3 separate regions of the Homo sapiens genome follow, and regions 1 and 3 are each linked to region 2. Evidence: chromatin loops called from intact Hi-C (ENCODE). Cell type or tissue: mammary epithelial cell. All regions are shown on one strand.

Region 1 (2,500 bases), 520 kb before region 2:
GCTGGCTCTCCCAGAGGGGGACCCTGGAGAGCAGGGAAGCACCCATCTATTAAATAATTCACGGCAGCAGCCCCAGAGCTCAGCAGCCCACCCAATCCAGAGAAGGCACCGAGGAAAGATCTCTGCTGAATGACAGGATGCCTGGAATGCTCAGGCAGCCCAGGCTGTAAGAGGGCACCATGCTCGCCCAGGCCATAGGAACCCAGGGGGGCCCGGCCCAGGTCCTAGTCCGAGGACTCCCTGGGGCATGTGGCAGTGGTGAGTGGACTGAGGACCCCACAGGGCCAGGAGTGCTGGGCTCCCTTCTCCCTGGGGATGGTGCCTTGTTGGAGGGAAGCCTCCCGACAGGGTCTCTGAGGGTAGACAGGAGAGTCTGAGGCAGCAGGAGGGAAGGAGTCAGGGTGGGGTGAGACCCTGGAGTCACCCTTTCAGGGCCTGTTGCTCCAGCTTTGCTGTACTTGAGCGTTGTTAGACTCAACAGTCGCTGTGAATGAATGTGGCTCCCGATGGAAGGACTGAGCCGGCCAAGTCCCTCGAGATCCAGGCGCTGCTTTCCTGTTGCCCCTCCTCCCCCAACATGGCCAGCCAGGGGTCTCCCACACGTGTCCTGTGAGTCTCACTTCTGCCATCAATCCCATCCCCTTGCCCCGCTCCAAGTCTTCCCTGAATGTCAGACAGAATTCTCTTCCATGGGCATTTATAGCTAGGGTCACGTGTGTCACTGTCTAGTGCCATTGGAATCTTATTTAGATTTCATACTTACATCTTGTCAGCCCAAGAGGAGTCCCAGTTCCTGCTGGAAAATGGCTCATGTAATCTATCTTGGTTGGGTCATCATCACCGAAAAGCATCAGATGCATAGTTCATTCATTCATTTGTTCACTCATTCCACAAAGATTACCATGTGCCAAGCACGGTTCTGGACTTTCTCCCCACGCAGTCGGACAATCCTCCTGGGCAGGAGCACCTGGGCTGTTCCCTGGTGCCCCTTCCCCAGCCCAGTTGCAGGCCTGGGGGAAGAGGGACACCTGTAGCCTCCAGGCCGACCCTGGGTTGCATTTTGAAGTGTGGCCAGCAGGTGGCAGCATGCCCCCATACTGGGTCGCTCCGAGGCTGCAGGCTAAGGAGGCCACCAGGCGGGCAGGGTGAAAGAGCAGGGCTGTGCCGGGCGGCCCCGGTTTCTCCTCTGTGCCCATGCCCCACCCTATGGGTTTAGGAATTGAATATCTGGGGGCCTCTCAGGGCTGAGCCAGGCTCCTGCTCTCAGTTCCTGCAGGCGCTCTCCACATCCCTTCTCATGATCTTCAGTAAACACGAGGACAAGGACAGGAGGGAGGGGACAGGGAGAGGGTGGGGCCGCTGTGGAAGCCCCTGCCAAGACCACAGACCTCAGGCAAGCTGCTTCCCTGGCAACTCCACTACCTGCTCTCCCTGGACCCCAGCACAGTCCCAGGAGTCACCCCTGCCCTCAACAGTGAACAAGTGCACTCTTGGTGACCTTGAACGTGAAGCCTGGTGAGGCTATGGAGGAGAGGCCCACCTTGCCAGGGCCCTTGGTGTGGCTGAGTCTCTGCTTCCCTTGCCGTCTCAGCCTCTCCCTCCCTCTAGGGGGCTGGGGGTCGGGACAGCGCCTGTGGGGCTCTGGCCCAGCCAGTTGGGCCACATCAAGCAGGGACCCAGATAAAGGTCAAGGGCACTGAGGAGGGAGCTGGCACTGCAGAGAGTCCACTTCCCAGGCACAGCCTTGGCCATGATGTTTGAGGACAGCTGCAGGGGCTGTCTGGTGCCCTCATGTCCTTCTGATGCTGCAGGTAGCAGATGGGGGTGGAGAGAAGAGGTGAGCTATGAGCAAGAGTGAATGAAGGTGGGGCTGGCCCCTGGCTGTGGTGGTGACGCCCTGGGATGGCTGGAAGGGAGGTCCCCAGTGGAGTCTGGGGACAGGAAGGTGCAGGCCAAGCCCAGCTGCCAGCAGCCAGAGTTGCACCGAGTTCAGTATTCGCCATTGCAAATGGGACCTGGCACCACGGGTCAGAGAACTGAGCTGGACGGTGCAGGGTGGGTGGGGTAGGGAAGGTGGGAGTCAGGGCTCTCATCTGCGGCCAGCACAGGCTCCACAGTCCCCCACCCTGTCAATTCCCTGGTGGGCCAGCAGGTGGCGCCCAGCCTCTTCCTCCCCAAGGTCCTGGGATGGGGAGGCTCCAGCTTAGAGCCTAGGCGCTCCTATGGGAACCCAGGGCCAGAGATGGAGGCTGTGACAGTGACCTGGTCAGCAGGGCCCTCTACTCTGACCTCCTCCCTCCCTCTCCTGGGGAGCAGTGCTAGGTGCACAGCCTAGGCAGCCAAACCTCCGAAACGCCCCAAGCTATCCTGGGTGGTCAGGCCGCGCCGCTCCACACTCTGGGCCACGGGAGCCCCGAAGGAATGGAGTGGGCACTGGGGCCGCTGGACGGGAGGGTGCCCTGCCCCCTGCCCTGGCTTCAGACCTTCCTCCTCTGATGTG
Region 2 (2,500 bases):
GGTGCACAGGGCACCAGGCGCACCGATGCTCGGCAGGCCAGGGCGCGCGCTCGCTGCAAATGGAGTTCCCCTGTGCGCTCAGCTCTGCAGCTCCAAGTGCAGCCTGGAGCGAGCCCGCCGAGCCGCGGGATCCCTCCGGGGTGGGATAAGGGAGGGGAGCCCCCGCGGCCCCCTCCCGGCCCTCGGCGCGGCCGCGTGCGTGGTGTCATTGGCCCGGGCGGCCCGGTGGGCGGGAGGATGACATCAGCGGCAGGTTGGATTATAAAGGCGCGAGCAGAGTCACGGGCTCAGAGCGCACCCAGCCGGCGCCGCGCAGCACTGGGACCCTGCTCGCCCTGCAGCCCAGCCAGCCTGCTCCGCATCCCCCTGCTGGTCTGCCCGCCGACCTGCGCGCCCTCGCTGCCGCCCGTGTGCGCCCCTCGACCCCAGCGGCACCATGCATCTCTCCCAGCTGCTGGCCTGCGCCCTGCTGCTCACGCTGCTCTCCCTCCGGCCCTCCGAAGCCAAGCCCGGGGCGCCGCCGAAGGTGGGTGCTGTCGTGGGGACGCCGAGCCTGGGAGAGGCGTGGGAGGCTGGGGGCTTGGAGAATGCGGCGCGCAGGACCCAGGAGAGAGGGAAGGCAGGCGGCTGTCTCCTCCGAGATGCGCGTGGGCGAGAGCCGGGGAGCCCTCGAAGCGCGGATTCGGGGGTCCACTTCTCCAGCCTCCGGAGAACATCGGCCCATGCGCAGCCCCCTACCCCAGTGTGGCCTGCCCGGCGAGCAGCAAAGGGAGGGCAGGGGGCTTCCGGAGGGAGCGGCGAAGGCGGCCGCGTGGCAGGTGGATGCGGGGCCAAGCTGGCCGGCATCGGTGGGGGCGGCTCTGGGCTTGGGAGGGACACCCCGCGCCGGCGGGCGCGTGGGGCTGGAGCATCAGAGTCCCCCGTGCTGCAGCCGCGTGTCCCTTCACCTGCCCGCTCTTTCCTCGGACAGGTCCCGCGAACCCCGCCGGCAGAGGAGCTGGCCGAGCCGCAGGCTGCGGGCGGCGGTCAGAAGAAGGGCGACAAGGCTCCCGGGGGCGGGGGCGCCAATCTCAAGGGCGACCGGTCGCGACTGCTCCGGGACCTGCGCGTGGACACCAAGTCGCGGGCAGCGTGGGCTCGCCTTCTGCAAGAGCACCCCAACGCGCGCAAATACAAAGGAGCCAACAAGAAGGGCTTGTCCAAGGGCTGCTTCGGCCTCAAGCTGGACCGAATCGGCTCCATGAGCGGCCTGGGATGTTAGTGCGGCGCCCCCTGGCGGCGGTGAGTACGGCCCACCCGACGCCCAGCCCCAGCCCGGCCCGGGACCGCCCGCCGCCCAGCCGGCCTTCGGAGGCGCGCGAGCCGCCTTTGCTCAAGTTGTGCTAGGCGTTTGCCAGCCGCCCCCTTTATTATCCCACTTTACAGACAAAGAAAGCGAAGGATAACGTGATCGGGGAACTTTGGCAAGGTCAGAAACGGCTCAGCCTGGTTGAACCCACCTGGCTTCTTCTGGAGAAGCAGAAACAGGCTTGGTGGTGTCTCACCCACCCCTGAACCGTAGCTGAACTAGCAGCACTGGCCCCTATTGGCCAGCTGGTGGGGGGATTGAGAGGAGATCATGGGTTTGTGGGAGCAGAGAAGGAAGGTTACACCCACAAGTCCAGGGGACATCGATCATCTGCTGGCCACCATGCCCCCTGTAGTGAGAGTAGCCCTCTGCTGGCACTGTCAGAGCGCCCTTCTGCCTGGGACACTCCGATTCCTGTCCCTTCTCTAAACCCAGGCAGTGGGCAAACTGGTCTGTCCAGGGTCCTGAGGCAGCTGCAGCCTGGTGGCTTCGGGGGTGAATCTCAGTGCTTGTGGCACTATTTCAGGGAATAGGAAAGACACTAAAGTAAATATTATTTGCCCCAGCCTCGAACTCAACACGTCCCAGAGTCCCTCACCAACCCTGTCCCGACCCAACCGGTGCTCTGGGCTCCGTTTCTGGTGTGGGGTCTCACCCCGCACTAGGGCTGGAAACCTCTGCCCTACCGCCACCCCCTGCCGGGTGCCGCGTGGTGGTAATTTACTGCTGCAGAGAGCCTCACCTCTCCTCTTTCCCTCCTCTCTATTCCTGCCGCCTGCCCGTGCCCACTGAATAACATCCCAGCCTCTGACATTGACAGTCATGTGCGTTAGGATCAGGCTTACCTGGCTTTCTCGCTTTCTTGCCTCCAGCTCAGCAGCTGCCACTGCCTGTCCCACACCTTGACTGTCCCATCCCAGGCTACGGGCAAGCTGCTGTCTCCTCCCCAGAAACCCTTGTCAGTGTCGGATCTTCTCCCGGAGGGAAACAAGAGCGCCTGTCCAGCACACTGTCTCTTTTTTACAGTACAGAACACTTTTTCACAGTTTGTGAACCCATTCACCTCTCCATATTGAACAGCTTAAGGGCGAAGTGCTGGCCTAAGGCACTCTAGGACCCACTGCACCCCGAACAGACTCGTGGAAATATTTG
Region 3 (2,500 bases), 310 kb before region 2:
CTCCCCGCGGTTCTCTCTATTCCTCTTCCTGGCAACCCCCACTGGTCCTTCAAACTACCACCTAAAGTCACTTCCTCCGGCAGGCCTGCCCTGATGACCTAGACCAGGCTCAATCCCCTTCTGTGTCTTCCTACAGCTTCTCAACTCTTTCACCCCCATTTACTACATGCGGATCATGAACTACCTCCTGACTCTCTGTAATCAGCATGATGGGCAGGGAAAGGGCTGGGCCCGCAGTGATTGACATTTACTGAATGAAAAAGAAAGTAACAAAAAATACAGGGCAGGCGCCCTGCTGCTCTGGGCTGAAAGGATTGTAAACCCTGCCTAACTGCCCATGCAGGTGCTGAGCCCTCTCCATACCAGGTCTGCAAGAGAGCACCCAGCCTGTGCCTGCATATGCATACCTCAGGTGACTTAAAATTCACTGCTGTCTGGTGAAGCCCACTACGTCCTCAGGTAAAGTGGCAATTATTATTATTTTTTTCTCTCTTTTAAAGCCAAAATATGTCTCCCTAGAGTTTTCACTTATTGGCTCCAGTTCTGGCTCATAAGGGTGCCCAGAACAAGCCCATCTCCTTGGAGGACAGCAATCTGGCCAAGAGAAAGGAGTGAAGCAGGGCTAGGTGCTTTTAGGGTAGCACCAGCTTTAATTACTGAGACAGCCAGCATATGGCCCCTGGGACTTTTCTGCTTCAGGCTAAACAACCACATGGTTTAGCTTTCAATTACCTCATAATCTTCCTAATAACCATCTTCATTCATTCAATCAGCCACACAACAAATACTTACTAAGCTCCTACTATGTACCAGTCCTTTTCTAGGCACTGTAGACATACAAGAAAACTGACAAGGTCCCTTCTCATGTCAAGCTTCCAGTCTAGTGGGGAGAGAAAGGCAATGAGCAAACAAACAAATGACAAGATTACTTAGATAGTAAAAAGGACTTTGGAGAAAATAAAACAGCGAATGTCTGGAGCCTATTTTAGAGTTCATTAGTAATGAAAAGGTGTCTATGAGGAAACAGACTGAGACCTGTGGGTCTAAAAAAGACCATGTCACGTGATGACATGGGGGAGAGCATCCCAGGCAGGAGAGCCAGAGCGAAGGATGGGGGGTGGGCGCAAGCTTGCTGTGTCTAGGGACACAGCTGTGGCTGGAAAGCAGGGAAGAAGTGGAAGCAGGGAGGCTAGTGAGGTGGATGGGCCCTGAGAAGAGCTGCCCTGCTGGGTCAGGATGAGGCATTCTTTACTTCAAGTGCAATGGGAAGCCACCAGGGAGCGCTAAGTGGAAAGGTAACTTGAATGTACCATACTCACTTTCTCACTTTGCCACCTCACCCACTCTGCAGACCATGGCTCTATTAATGCCATCTGCAGTCATACTGAACAAAAACAAAGAGCCTCAAGACCACAATCAGAAGTACAACCTGCTGGACACCTTGACAGATAGAACAGATGTTGGACTTCCTGTCCCTCAGGTTGGTTTCCACCCAGTCTATGATGGGAACACAATGCTCTGGCTTGGGTCACCCCTCTTGACCCTGTGGCCAGTTTTCCCAACATAGGAGCCTCAACAGAGATAGAAAACAGTATTCTGGAAGCTCAGAAAGGGTAATCCAACCAAGGGGGCTGAGCGAAAGGGATGTTCCGCTGTTCAAACGGCACCAGCGATGAGGGGCCTTACTTAGGGCAGCTCATGCAGCCAGGATGCGGGCCCTGGCCTTAGCATGATCCTACTGAATTTTGGAGACAGACTCAATTGGGCTTGGATCACCTTGTGGCCACACAATAAACTCCACCTTTTACTTGGGATAAGCACATTCCCTCTGAGAAACACTGATTGGGTTGCTAGGTAAGAGGGACAACTCAAACGCTGGCATCTTCCAGTTCCATGTGGTATTCGTTATGTAATCTTACACAAAAGCTGACCACCAGTATAGCAAGCCATGGCAGCACTCCATGGCCATGACGTGGTGATGGTTTGAGGATATTTTACAAACTTAAGAGAAGCTGAAGTGAAAAAAAAATCTGGGGTAAGTAAATCTGAATGAAATGCAGGAACCCACCATGAGGAGGGGGTAGCATAGGATGACTTCTTAGGTCTCCCCAAAGGTCAGGATTTGAAGAGTCTGGATTTTCTTCTTCTTTTTTCCTCTTTGCCATCCAGCAAGAGGTTAATGAGGACCTTTAGTTGCAAACTCCTTAACTGGTGAGCTCATCTTCTGGAACAGAGCAGCTTCAAGAACCTTTTCCCTTCATTATTACTAAGGGCTCTATCAATCTGCAAGTACTCAACTAAACTGCCCACACAGCAATTTTTGTCATGTTCAATGTAATTCTCAGGCATCTAAGTTTAAATTTATATGAACAGCATGTATGAGGAACACCCAGGTAGTAAATTCCACTTTTTCTCTTCCAAATGACTTGAGCAATGGCCTTCTTCATTAACAGGAAAGAGAATGAGGAGCTGAACTTGCGAGGCTGGCGCACTCAACGTC

Evidence for each region. Hi-C counts contacts between places; a loop is a spot of excess contacts. Peaks named below come from ENCODE experiments on the same cell type or tissue, not always from the same donor. Only the 100,000 strongest peaks of a DNase experiment are listed, where the experiment ranks them.
Region 1: a loop joins it to region 2, with 10 times the contacts of the local background. A loop is called at or near these places in 38 of 110 quality-filtered maps.
Region 3: it touches region 2 in a loop (19-fold over the local background); 8 of 110 quality-filtered maps call a loop at or near these places.

Annotation. Positions count from the first base shown.
Region 1 is chr2:232,439,312-232,441,811 of GRCh38, reverse strand. No RefSeq gene overlaps it. Among named protein-coding and RNA genes, the nearest start is that of ALPI, 16 kb to the left of the region's middle. RefSeq lists enhancers at 1,518-2,022, 2,023-2,500. In mammary epithelial cell, CTCF peaks have their summits at 1,067 (motif pointing right), 1,959 and 2,183 (motif pointing right); a DNase peak (open chromatin) is centred at 1,081; H3K27me3 peaks cover 120 bases.
Region 2 is chr2:231,924,186-231,926,685 of GRCh38, reverse strand. It overlaps NPPC (natriuretic peptide C), which reads left to right and starts at 290. Exons shown (of 3, transcript NM_024409.4): 1 at 290-526; 2 at 971-1,281. The coding sequence starts at 437. The coding sequence ends at 1,261. RefSeq lists silencers at 2-221, 1,177-1,226, 1,307-1,396. In mammary epithelial cell, CTCF peaks have their summits at 331 (motif pointing left) and 1,251 (motif pointing left); DNase peaks (open chromatin) are centred at 165 and 1,235; H3K4me3 peaks cover 1,241 bases; H3K27me3 peaks cover 202 bases.
Region 3 is chr2:232,229,533-232,232,032 of GRCh38, reverse strand. The region is part of intron 10 of DIS3L2 (DIS3 like 3'-5' exoribonuclease 2); the gene reads right to left. Among named protein-coding and RNA genes, the nearest start is that of MIR562, 58 kb to the right of the region's middle. RefSeq lists an enhancer at 69-570 and a silencer at 1,266-1,355. In mammary epithelial cell, a CTCF peak has its summit at 1,264 (motif pointing right); a DNase peak (open chromatin) is centred at 2,492.